2 separate regions of the Homo sapiens genome follow, and region 2 is linked to region 1. Evidence: chromatin contacts called from ENCODE Hi-C or POLR2A ChIA-PET data. All regions are on one chromosome and are shown on one strand. Each heading gives the region's core, a stretch centred on a gene start or an enhancer-like site at or near the end of the contact. The rest is flanking DNA. Distances are from core to core; before and after follow the strand shown.

Region 1 (6,650 bases), core at 3,606-6,105:
AGAATCACTTGAACCTAAGAGGCAAAGGTTGCAGTGGGCAGAGGTCATGCCACTGCACTCCAGCCTGGTGACAGAGTGAGACTTTGTTTCCAAAAAAAAAAAAAAAAAGTCCTTTAACTTCCTTTAGTCCTCTAACGGACTTGCTCATGACCCTTCCTCTATGGTGCTAGGACTTAGGTCATCAGTTCCAAGTGTGTTCCACTTCTGCCTGTGCACAGTGCTGACACAGTTCCCGCCTCTATAGTGGCAGGGCTGTGTGGTGGAAAAAGCTCTGCAATAAAAGGCTCAGATGCCAGGCTCAGCCTGGCTCTTCCTCTGTCTCTTAAATTCTTCTGTGCCCTTGAGCCAGTCAATTCCCTTCTAAGACTAATTGTAAAATAAAGCAGCTGGGTCACGTCAGCTATAAGAGCCATTCTCTTAGACTTAAGATCATTTTCTAGGTAAATTGTCCACATACAGGGATTACCTTTTAGTGGCATACAATGCAAAATGGAGGCCTTTTCTAGTTCTGAGAAGAATGTGCCATTGCAACCATGGAGGCTTGCAGGGAGTTAGGCAGGCTGCTGCTGTCATTTTGTGGATGCAGAGATGGAGAGACAGGGATTGTTTTTTTTTTAGGTGGAAGACAAATGCCCAACTTTTCCTGGACCAGGGACTTTATGGTGTCCTGTTCCTGTCATGTCTTCTTGCACATCTTGGAGAATCAGGGTGCTCATATACAGTGAGCTAATCTACTTCTCCCAAAATCTAGGCACAAGTTTAAAAGTCTCTTTTGTTTGGGGAACAGGTGTTTTTCCTAGAAAACGATGACCAGCACAATTGCCTCAGTGATCCTGCAGATCACAGTAGATTGACTGAGCATGTTGCCAAAGCTTTTTGCCTTGCTCTCTGTCCTCACCTGAAACTTCTGAAGGAAGATGGAATGACCAAACTGGGACTACGTGTGACACTTGACTCAGATCAGGTATGATGTGTCTTCCGCAGCTTTTAAAGCTGGCCTTGGGCAACGTCTGTATTTCTGACGTGAGTTTTTCTGCATCACCCCAGAGAGCTTAATTCTCCGACCTTCTGGCCTGACTGGATATAGTGTTTTTGGCCCTCTCTTTAATAGTACTATACCCACATGTGATGCTTGGTCAGATTCTCTCAGAACCATTTGAACTGTGGCTTCTTCACCTGCATGCCTTCCAAGGAGCTGGTTTCCTTCTTAGTGTGGGGTAAAGAGGGGAGCATGTGGTAGGACCTGCCAGGTCCTGCCTTGATGTTTACAAATTGCCAGACCTCTCTGTTCCCTCAACCCTTTAGCTCCGAGTCACTTGGAACTTGGGTGTAGGCTCAGCTTGATCCCCCTTCCCCACTGAGTGAGTGTTAATTCTGCCCAGCAAGCTGCTTCTGGCCTGAGTGCTTATGAGGAGAAACTGGTTCCTGATCACAGGGTTGTGCCATTATCAGGGAATGATGAAAGGTTCTGTGTCTGGCCCCAGTTCCTGACTAGTCATCAATCAACAAATATTTATTTTCTGCTTAACGGCTTGCCCAATGCTATACTAATGAAGTATTCTGGTCCTATCTCACATAAAACAAAGAACAAGCATTTTTCTGCTAAATATGTGAGCCTCTTGAGGGCAGGGCCCTGTTACATTCATCTTTGGATCCCTGCATTTGTAGTTGCTCAGAATGGTGCATGGATGAACAGATGGATGCAAGAACAAATATTCAGTTCCTACTAGGTTAGGGAGCTGTACATTGTGTATTTCTCATTTTAATTTTCACAACCAAAGATTAAGGTATTATTTCTGATACTCCATACCTTTTTACACACCTCTACCCTTCCCCAGAAAACTAAGACCATAACAGGTTAAGTGGCTTACCCAGTGCCTCATGGTTGTCAAGTGGTCAGGAGGAGTAAACAACAGGATAAGTGATCACCCAGAAAAGAGGATAAATTTGTATTCACTGCCATATGTTTAGCCTATGGCCAAAAAGGACATCTCCTTTCCTGCTCAGCCTCCTTGCCCTCAGCCCTGGAGAGGCCTTCTCTGTTCAGTAACCTCTCCTCCTTTTCTCTCTGTGGTATAGGTTGGCTATCAAGCAGGGAGCAATGGCCAGCCCCTTCCCTCGCAGTACATGAATGATCTGGACAGCGCCTTGGTGCCGGTGATCCATGGAGGGGCCTGCCAGCTTAGTGAGGGCCCCGTTGTCATGGAACTCATCTTTTATATTCTGGAAAACATCGTATAAACAGAGAAGACTTCATTTTTTTCTGTTCAGACTTGTTGCAACAGCAGTCATACCCAAATCATTTGCACTTTAAAACTGGAAGATTAAGCTTTTGTTAACACTATTAATGGGGTGGGGAATAGGGTGGGAGTGGGGGTTTGGGAGACGGGTGGGAAAGGGTGGTTGGGGGGACCGATGTTCCATAATTCTAAGTCTTCTATGCATTGTCCACCAAGAAGATCTGGGCAGCTTCTGTTCCTGCACAACAGTTATGCTATCCTTGCAGCTAATCCCCTTCTGTTACTGTTTAGACAAGAATTCCGCTCCTCTCTCAAGATTTACTTATGGTCATGTGCTCAGAAATGCTCAAATGGGTACAACCATCACCAAGGGTGGGATGGGAGGGCAGAGGGGAAATAAAATATAAAGCATCAGTTCTTGCACTCTTTGTACAGAATTGGTATAAAAAGGATAATTCCACACTGATCTTGTCCCAGTTACATCACAGCTGTTTATCAAGTAGAAGTCACACTTAGATTTTTGTTTTTACCAGATTATTCATTGAAGTGAATCGAAGACTCAAGGGCTTAATCTACTCTTCCAGTTTCGGAAGGGCAACTCAGTGTAAATGTCATGTGGAGAGCAGAGGTGAGTTCAGGATTGCTGGAGATCTGCCCGTGTGGATGGCAGGTATTCAACTGGGTATTTCTGTGAATGCTGATGGAATACACCCAGGACATTTTTAGTTATAAATACTGGAGGAATTTAAAAATACATTTTATTGAGAAATAATTTAAACTTCTAGGAAGTTGAAAGTACAAAAAACCCCACGCACACTTTACCCAGATTCCCCTCTTGTTCACTTATTAACATTTTGTCCCATTTGATTTGTCAGGGTTTCTCTCTCCCTTTCTCCTTCTCCATAAAAAATTGAGGCATTTGAGAGTAAATTGCGTACATCATAGGCCTTTCCTCCTAAATGCTTATTTCCTAAAAATAAGGATATTCTCTTACACAACTGTAGGACAGTTCTCTACTTCAGTCAAACATGGATTTGATACTTTAACCTGGCATCTGCCCAGTGATGTTCTTTGTAGCATTTTTTCCCTCCAGTAAACCTTCCAGTATAGAATCAGACATGGCTATGGCTGTCATGACTCATCTTGATCTTTTATGTCATTGATATGTATTTTTTTTGAGACGGAGTCTCGCTCTGTCACCCAGGCTGGAGTGCAGTGGTGCAATCTCGGCTCACTGCAATCTCCGCCTCCCAGGTTGAAGCGATTCTCCTGCTTCAGCCTCCGGAGTAGCTGGGATTACAGACGCCCGCCACCACCCCCAGATAATTTTTTTGTATTTTTAGTAGAGACAGGGTTTCACCATGTTGGCCAGGCCTGAGCTCAAGTGATCCGCCATCCTCTGCCTCCCAACTCCTGATCTCAAGTGATCCGCCATCCTCTGCCTCCCAAACTGCTAGGATTACAGGTGTGAGCCACCGCACTCAGCCTCATTGATATTTTTGGTGAATGTAGCCACCCCCAACCCCACCCTGTTTTTTTTTTTTTAACAGAAAACAACTCAGTTTGATATTTCCTCATATTTAGAATCAGTTTATGTGTTTTTGCCCATAATGACTTGATATCCATCTGCCCCCTCATTGATAGTGGTAAATTTTGATCACTTGGTCAAGGTGTCCAACTTCTCTGTATATCCCCCTACCTGGAACTTATAACCAGTATATGTAGACTTTCAGACCATGCAAATCTCTTGCCTATGAAAGTGTCCCGTTAAATTAGCATGCATTGATGTTTCTTACCTGCACTGATCTTTTACTATGTTTGCAAAATGATTTTCCAATTCTAGCGCATTCTCCAGCTTTACAGGTTGCACTTGGTAATCTACTATAAGCAGAAGCCCTTCCTTCCCAATTTATTCATTTAATTTTCATTATACACTCATGGACTGTTGTTTTGCTTTGTTTTGTTTTGAAACAGTGTCTCACTCTGTCACCCATGCTGGAGTGCAGTGGCACAATCTTAGCTCACTGCAGCCTCAAACTTCTGGGCTCAAGCAAACCCCCCACCTTGGCCTCCCAAAGTGCTGGGATTACAGGCATGAGCCACCAAGCCTGGCCTTTTTCAGTGGTTCCAATTCATTATTTTGGTGCACAAATGGTCTCAGCTTTAGCTAGACAAGAGACCCTTCAAGCTGGCTCCTACATCCTGGTGATATGCTATTTTTTTTTTTTTTTTTTTTGAGTACTTCTTTTTTATTTCTATCCTAACAAGATGCTTCAGGCTTATCTTGTGCTTATCCTGCCCTAGCCCTGGAATCAGCTATTTCTGCAAGGAGCCCTGGCTTCTTTTAATGGGAGTGGTATTAGAAACCAAAATCTGGTTTATCCATGATATGTGTGATGCACTCTGACCTTTTTCTGTTTCATTAAAAATTTATTTTGATCTTAGACCAAATGGATTCCACAATGCACATTTTGAAAATACTGCTTTAGGGCAATGTACTCCATTGTCACTGGCATCTTCTGAAAGCCAAGGCTAAACTAGTTTTTCTGCAGTATTAGTACAGCTCCAAGAATTCCCTGGAAGCTAGCGCAGGCCTGTGGGACAGCGACAGGCTGCTCCCCAGTGGCTAGTGCTGGGTTTAGCACGAGGCAACAGCAGGCTGTGGAGCTGTGTTTGCGGCAGCAGCTGTTTTCCAGAGGCCTAAAGGCCTGGCCTGGGAAACATCTGGGTAGGTTCATCCTGCTCTCTGAGGTGGGAGCTTATAGTCGACATCTGCCTCTCCAAAGGTTTTACCGACGGTGGTTGCACAGAACTCTTACTGTGACCTTTCCCACAGGCTCAGAGGTACTCAGAGCTTCTAAGGGGAAGCTTGGCCCACAGAGCAGCAGCTTGTCAGGACCGAGCCCTGGTAACCACTACCTCCAAACCTGACAAGAACAGGAAGCACTTGTTAACAGGGGCAGCTTATTTTTGGTCTAATAGCCAGCTTTGTCTGAACATACCTCAAAAGTCTGGAACTTCTACAGGGACTGGTCCTGTTTTCCTGTGGTTTATCTTCCTGCTTGCCATTGTACTTATTTATTCTGGTTCAGTGCAAGCTTTTAAATTCTCCCACTAAGGACAAACTCTGGCCCTCAGATCCTTTCTCAGCTGCATCAAATGTCCTCTGTGTTTAGTAAAATCATTTGTGGAATTGGGCATAAAATAGCCAATGATAGTTAATTGTTTTCCTTGTTTATCCTTGCTTTTATACAATGTATATTGTAAGAATTATATAAAGCAAGGGGCTGAACCACATTTCGAAATAGGCAAATCTTCTGGATTGTAAACTTAAAGATTGAGATACAGCGATCCTTCTATACTTAAGAGGAATAGAATTGCCATTCTGGTAATTTATTAAATTTTTTAAAATTATTAAATGCTTATCAAATGCTAGGCAATGTATTTTTATCAACATCTTCTGAGGAACTACTGGACTCTAGGGCTACAGATTTGAAATTATGCCTCTGTAAATTCCCACGTCTTGTCTTCCCCCAGCCACAGTGGTTCCTGAGCACTGGTGGGCCCAAGATTTTCAGTTAAGTTTACCTCTAGATAACTGGTCACCTGGGAAATAATTTATGCATTTAACACATTTCAAACAACAATCAACCTGCTGAACATTGTTTCTGGAATTAGCAAGTTTGTAATGATGTTTCTATTTTTTTTTTTTTTGAGGTCGGAGTTTTGCTCTTGTTGCCCAGACTGGAGTGCAATGGCACTATCTCGGCTCACTGCAACCACCGCCTCCCGGGTTCAAGTGATTCTCCTGCCTCAGCCTGCGCAGTATCTGGGATTACAGTCATGCACCACCACGCCCAGCTAATTTTGTATTTTTAAAAGAGATGGGGTTTCACATTGGTCAAGTTGGTCTCGAACTCCTGACCTCAGGTGATCTGCCCACCTTGGCCTCCCAAAGTGCTGGGATTACAGGCATGAGCCACCGTGCCTGGCCGGTTTCTATTTTTATAATGCAAAAATAATAATCATGGCAATGGGAATTCAGGGATTGTATGTAGTCAGAAGGGCTAAGAAGTAGGGAGAAATGATGCCATTTTAGAGCCTGGGCAGCTGAGGCAGAGAAGAAACGAATCCATCTGTGGAGCTGACCCAGGTGCAAGCTCCCAGGATCTGCCAGTCTCAGTCGCATGGTTTCATCCTGAAAGCAGCTGCCCTTACTTAAGGGACAAAGTCTTTTAGGAGCTGCCCACAAATACTTGGAAAACAAGGCTTCAAAATCCAGAAGCAACAATGCAAATTTCAGAATGGTGCTGTGAGAAAGGAAAAATGTTAGAGTCACAGGAGTTTGCCCTTTAATTGTAAGCAAGACTTCTTGATTCTAAAAAATTTCTGTAGTTTATTCAGTTTGCT
Region 2 (6,760 bases), core at 2,224-4,723, 340 kb after region 1:
GAGATGGAGTCTCACTCTGTTGCCTAGGCTGGAGTGAAGTGGTGCAATCTCAGCTCACTGCAACCTCCACCTCCCAGGTTCAAGTGATTCTCGTGCCTCAGCCTCCTGAGTCGTTGGGACTACAGGCGCATGCCACCACGCCCAGCTAATTTTTGTATCTTTAGTAGAGAGAGGGTTTCACCATGTAAGCCAGGCTGGGTTAACCATTTTTAAACATATAGTTCAGTAGTGTTAAGTATATTCACATTTGATGTGTAACAATCTCCATTATTTTTTCATCTTACAAATTTGAAACTCTTTACCTATTAAACAACCCATTTTGGCCAGGCATGGTGGCTCACACCTATAATCCCAGAACTTTGGGAGGCCGAGGCGGAAAGATCACTTGAGCTCAGGAGTTTAAGACCAGCCTGGGCAATATGGCAAAACCTCGTCTCTACAAAAAATACAAAAACTAGCTGGGCGTGGTGGTGTGTACCTGTAGTCCCAGCTACTTGGGAAGCTGAGGTGGAAGGATGACCTGAGCCCAGGAGTTAGAGGCTGCAGTGAGCTATGATAGTGCCACTGCACTCCAGCCTAGGCGACAGAGCAAGAGCCTATCTCAAAACAAAAACAAAAACAAAAAACTCATTTCCTCCTCACCCCAGCCCCTGGCAGCCACCATTTTACTTTCTGTTTCTGAGTTTATATACAACTCATACCCAAGTTTAGATGCCTCATATACAGCATGTCTTTTTGTGACTGGCTTATACAGCATGTCTTTTTGTGACTCTCTTAGCACGATGTCCTCAAGATTCAGCCATGTTTTGTGGCATGTGTCAGAATTTCCTTCCTTTTCAAGGCTGAATAATATTCCATTGCATGTACATCTCGCCTTTTGTGTATTCATTCATCTGCTGATGGGCATTTGGGTTCCTTCTACCCTTTGGTTACTATGAATAGTGCTGCTAAGAATATGGGTATAGATACCTCTTGGAGACCCTGCTTTCAATTCTTTTGGATATTAATAGTTTGGATACTTGTCCCCCAAATCTCACGTTGAAATTTAATCCCCAATGTTGGAGGTGGAGCTTGGTGGGAGGTGATTGGATCATGGGGAGGATTTCTCATGAATGGTTTAGGACCCTCCCCTTGGTGCTGTCCTCAGGAGATTTGTGTGTGGTATCTCCCCTTGCTCACTCTCTTGCTCCTGCTCTTGCCTTCTCACCATGTGATACACTGACTCCCCCTGTGCCTTCCACCATGACTGTAAGCTTCTGAGGCCTCACCAGAAGCCAATAGGATGCACAGCACCATGCTTCCTGAGCCAATTAAACTTTTCTTTATAAATTACCCAGTCTCAGGTATTTCTTTATAGCAATGCAAGAATGGCCTAACACAGATATGTACCCAGAAGTGGAATGGCTGGATCAAACGGCAATTCTGTTTTTCATTTTGGGGGAGCTGCACCAGTTCACAGGGTTCTAATTTCTCTGTATCCTTGACAACACTTACTTTGTTTTGGTGTTTAATAGTAGCCATCCTAATGGGATATGAGGCAATATCATTGTGGTTTTAATAGACTTTATATTTTAGAGCAATTTTAGGTTTACAGCAAAATTGAGAGGGTACAGAGATTTCCCATATAGTTGTTGTCCCCACACATGCATAGTCTCCACCATTTTCAACATCTCCCACCAAAGAGGTACATTTGCAGTAATTGATGAACCTACACTGACACATCATTATCACTCAAAGTCCACAGTTTACATTAGGGTTCACTCTTGGTGTTGTACATTTTAGGGGGTTGGACATATGTACAATGACAGGTATTTATAATTATAGTATCATACAGAGTAGTTTCGCTGCCCTAAAAATCTTCTGTGCTCCAATTATTCCTCCCTCCCCTCCCCCACCCACTGCTTTTTACTGTCTCCATAGTTTTGCCTTTTCCAGAATACATCCCAGTGTCATATAGTTGGCATCATTTAATATGAAGCCTTTTCAGACTGGCTTCATTTAGTAGCATTCATTTAAGTTCCTCTGTGACTTCTTATAGCTTGATAACTCATAATTTGTCATAGCTTGATTTAAGCACTGAATAATGACTACATGCACCACAATTTATTTACCCATTTACCTACTGAAAGACATTTTGGGTTGAGTTTTGGCAATTATAGATAAAGCTGCTATAAACATCCATGTGCTGGTTTTTGTGTGGACATGTTTTCAGTTCCTTCAGGTAAATACTAAAGAGCAAGATTGCTGGATCACATGGTAAGAGCTTACCTAGTTTTTGTAAGAAACTGCTTAACTGTCTTCCAAAGTGGCTGTGCCATCTTGCGTTCCCACCAGCAAGGAATAAGAGTTCTGGTTGCTCCAACTTTCCCAGCATTTCATGCTGTCGGTGCTTTGGATTTTGGCCATTCTAATAGTTGTATAGTGGTCTGTTGTTCTAACTTGCATTTTCCTGATGACATGTTATATGGAACATCTTTTCATATGCTTATTTGCCACCTGTCTATCTTCTTTGCTGAGATATGTTAAGGGTTTTGGCCTGTTTTTAATCAGGTTGTTTTCTTACTGTTGAATTTTAAGAGTTCATTGTGGTTTTTGATTTACATTTCCCTAATTAGTGATGTTGAACATATTTTCATGTTTTTTGACCTACAGTTTTGTGTGTGTGTGTGTGTGTGTTTTTTTGAGACAGAGTCTCACTCTGTTACCTGGCTGGAGTGCAATGGCATGGTCTTGGCTCACTGCAACCTCCACCTCCTGGGTTCAAGCGATTCTCCTGCCTCAGCCTCCTGAATAGCTGGGACAACAGGTGCCCACCACCACACCCAGATAATTTTTGTATTTTTAGTAGATACGAGGTTTCACTATGTTGGCCAGGCTGTTCTCGAAATCCTGACCTCGTGATCCGCCTGCCTCGGCCTCCCAAAGTGCTGGGATTGCAAGCGTGAGCCACTGCACCTGGCCTAGTTTTGTTTTTGTTTTTGAGACAGAGTCTTGCTGTGTTGCCCAGGCTGGAGTGCAGTGGCACAGTCTCAGTTTACTGCAACCTCTGCCTCCCAGGTTCAAGTGATTCTCCTGCCTCAGCCTCCGAAGTAGCTGGGATTACAGGTATGCATCACCACGCCCAGCTAATTTTTATATTTTTAGTAGAGAAAGGGGTTTCGTCATGTTGGCCAGGCTGATCTCGAACTCCTGACCTCAAGTGATCCACCTGCCTTGGCCTCCCAAAATGCTAGGATTACAGGCATGAGCCACCACGCCTGGCCTGACCTAGTTTAAGCACACCAAAAGCTACTTTACATTTTTAAAAAGTGAATTTGATGTCTTTTGAAATCTCCTCTGTGCACTTGGGGAAGTCCCTGTCCTCTATCAACTTGAGAGGCTGGCTGCTGTGCTCACAAGCCTTCATTTACACAGCAAGCCTTCCTTTCAGGACGGCTGCAAAACGGAAGCCTAAAACAGTAGATGGTGACAGAATGGTATTGTTACCAGCAGGGAAATGGCAAGCTCGCCCCCTGGTGACAAGCTGGGGAGACAACAGAAAAAGCAAATTTTTTTTTTTTTTTGAGACGGAGTCTCACTCTATCGCCCAGGCTGGAGGGCAGTGGCGCAATCTCAGCTCACTGCAAGCTCCGCCTCCCGGGTTCAAGCAATTCTCCTGCCTCAGCCTCCCCAGTAGCTGGGACTACAGGCGCCTGCCACCACGCCCGGCTAATTTTTTGTATTTTTTAGTAGAGATGGGGTTTCCCCGTGTTAGCCAGGATGGTCATGATCTCCTGATCTCGTGATCCACCCGCCTTGGCCACCCAAAGTGCTGGGGTTACAGGCGTGAGCCACCGTGCCCGGCCACAAATGTTCTTAAAAGGCACAACCACCACAAAGAACATACTCTCTACGGTACCTGGAATCTGGAAAGAACACTAATTAACACAAACCGTAGGTCACTCAAAATTGTTCATTCACAGGGACAGTTAAAAAGGCTCAGTTCCAGGGGACAAATGTGTCACAAAGTCCTTGCTTACAAACTCCTAGCTGAAGCTGCCTTGGGAAGAATCTGCTCCCTCAGCATGATGGGCAGTGCCAGGCGACTACACTGGAGGTGCTAATTTTTAACTGCCAATGTCTCTTCTAGACGATGGCAGGCTGATGTTTCATCTTCTTCAGCAACCCTGAAGCATAACAGCCTTTAAGCTGTATGTTGCACGTCCCTCTTGATCTCTGTGAATTTACTGAAAGATGTGACTCTAAAGGCAAAACGAAGCCCACACCAATGATTATGTAAGTCAGAGGGTGGTAGTTGTGACTATTTAACTGTTCTTAGTTCTTTAAGACCTCAATTACGTAAACCAAGATACGTTCTGATTTTCAAGCCATCCTAACCAAAATAATAATGATGAAAATGATGACAGCTGATTCCTTTAGGCCCCGGGGCTGCTAATTTTTCAAACTTCCTGCTATCCTCCCTTCCCTACTACCAATCTCCAGGGCTCTCTAGTTTGCTCCTATTTTTCACAGAGTTGCCAGAGTTTGAAAACTAAGACCCCCATAAACATGGCTATCTTCACAGAACATCCAGATGAAGGAATATTGACTGTAATAAACATTGTACAGAACACCCAGATAAAGGAATATTGACTGAAATAAACATTGTAGGCTATACTCCAGTAGCTGGGGCAATGGATCCATGTAAATGGAGCTACAAATTCAAGTCCCAAGTTTTTTTGCTCCAGCAGGTTGACCTTCAAGGGCTGCATCAGTCTTCAGAAACAGGAGCTGCCAGCCTCAAGCAGTTTGTTGCCTGGGAGGGAGGGTGGACCACATTACCCAAATGTTAAGGGTTGGACACCTTTCTGCTGTTCTTTGTGTAGCTGCTGGGCTCGATTTTTTAGCACCTCGGCCTTGGCCTCATCCTTATCAACACCATCCCCCAGCTTGTACATGCGACTGGCATTGGCACAGGCCCAGATATGACCCAGGTCACAGGCTTTCATGGAGTATTTACATGCCAGGTCCATGTCCTTGGGAAAGCCTGGGGCACCCTGCAGGAACATGGCACTGAGGTTGAAGCAACTGGAAGTATAGCCACCATCACAGGCCCTTGTGTAGTAGTCCCTGGCCTTTCCCAAGTCAGGCTGGCCATCCTCATTAACCTGTCCATCATGTGCCAGGAGGCCAACGTTGTGACATGCTGCTATTGACTTCTTTCCAGGCTTCTCACACGCCATCAAAAAGCACCTGGCGGCAGCTTTCAGGTCCTGGGTCAGACCACCTGAGAGGAAGGAAAGTAGGAAAAAATAAACCCAAGCCAGGGCACAACCTAAATGTCTCAGGCCAAAGTCAGTGAATTTTTTTTTTTTTTTTGGAGAAAGGGTCTTGCTTTGTTAACCAGGCTGGAGTGCACTGGCATGATCACGGCTCACTGCAGCCTCAACCTCCGGCTAAAGCAATCTTCCCATCTCAGCCTCCCCAAGTAGCTGGGACTACAGGCACACACCAACCACTATGCCTGGCTAATTTTTAAATTTTTTTGTAGAGAAAGGATCTCACTATGTTGCCAAGGCTAGTCTTAAACTCTGGGACTCAAGCGATCCTCCCACCTTGGCCTCCCAAAGTGCTGGAATTACAGGCGTGAGCCACCACACCTGGCCAACAACAATTCCTGAATAAAGTTTAAGGCTGAGCACAGTGGCTCACACCTGTAATCCTAGCACTTTGTGCAGGATGATTGCTTGAGGCCAGGAATTCGAGATCAACCTGGGTGACAGAGCAAGACTTTACCTCAAAAAGAAAAAAAAATGTCCATACTATGAGCTCAGGCAGCATGAAAGGTAGCCTGGCATAGTGCACAGACCTCCTAGCTTTCTCAGCCGTAGAATCTTTTATTCAGATGATACCTTATGAGGAAACTCAAACAGGTAAAGGAGGTGAAAATTGGGAATGATAATAATATCTACCTCATGGGGTTACAGTGAGAACATGGCATATGACAAGCACTTAATTGTTTATTAATTTAAACATACAGTGGGCCCTCCATATCCATGGGTTCAACCAACCACACATCAAAAATATTAGGGAAAAAATAACAATACAATTAAAAAATACAAAATATATAAAATAGAACAATTATTTACTCAGTATTTACATTGTATTAGATAGTCTAAGTCAAGATTGTCCAACCCATGGGCCTGGGATGGCTTTGAAAGCGGCTTAACACAAATTCATAAACTTTCTTAAAACATTATGAAATTATTATTATTATTATTTTTTTTTTTTTGAGATGGAGTCTTGCTGTGTCGCCCAGGCTGGAGTGCAGTGGCGTGATCTTGGCTCACTGCTACCTCTGCCTCCAGGGTTCAAGCGATTCTCCTGCCTCAGCCTCCCAAAATGCTGGGATTACAGGTGCATGCCACCACGCCAGGCTAATTTTTGTGTTTTCAGTAGAGACGGGGTTTCACCACGTTGGTCAGGCTAGTCTTGAACTCCTGACCTCATGATCCGCCCGCCTCAGCCTCCCAAAATGCTGGGATTACAGGCGTGAGCCACTTCACCTGGCCTATGAGATTTTTTTTGTGATTTTTTTTTTAAGCTCATCAGCTATCATTACTGTATTTTATATATGGCCCAAGACAACTCTTCTTCCAATGTGGTCCAGGAAAGCAAAAAGATTGAATACCCCTGTTCTAAGTAATTGATTTAAAATACACAGGAGGCCAGGCGTGGTGACTCACGCCTGTAATCCCAGCACTTTGGGAGGCCGAGGTGG

Evidence for each region. A loop is a pair of places that touch in the nucleus more often than their neighbours do. ChIA-PET counts read pairs that join two places held with the same protein, here RNA polymerase II (POLR2A). Pooled maps may share reads with other maps.
Region 2: a pooled map shows a loop between it and region 1 (2.2-fold over the local background). The contact joins two enhancer-like sites. A Hi-C loop is called at or near these places in 2 of 50 pooled maps. POLR2A ChIA-PET finds 5 or more read pairs at or near these places in 4 of 52 experiments (GM12878, OCI-LY7, activated T-cell and 1 more).

What each region holds. Positions count from the first base shown.
Region 1 is chr1:52,343,981-52,350,630 of GRCh38, forward strand. It overlaps ZFYVE9 (zinc finger FYVE-type containing 9), which reads left to right. Exons shown (of 19, transcript NM_004799.4): 18 at 788-964; 19 at 2,080-2,654. The coding sequence ends at 2,241. CC2D1B (coiled-coil and C2 domain containing 1B) reads right to left here. Exons shown (of 25, transcript NM_001330585.2): 25 at 6,617-6,650. Among named protein-coding and RNA genes, the nearest start is that of CC2D1B, 19 kb to the right of the region's middle. RefSeq lists an enhancer at 6,222-6,650. Within about 2 kb of position 4,856, at least 3 of the 41 ENCODE cell types and tissues checked have a DNase peak (open chromatin) inside an H3K27ac peak, as active enhancers do.
Region 2 is chr1:52,682,903-52,689,662 of GRCh38, forward strand. It overlaps COA7 (cytochrome c oxidase assembly factor 7), which reads right to left. Exons shown (of 3, transcript NM_023077.3): 3 at 1,547-5,266. The coding sequence ends at 4,818. Among named protein-coding and RNA genes, the nearest start is that of COA7, 12 kb to the right of the region's middle. RefSeq lists a silencer at 5,061-5,261. Within about 2 kb of position 3,474, at least 2 of the 41 ENCODE cell types and tissues checked have a DNase peak (open chromatin) inside an H3K27ac peak, as active enhancers do.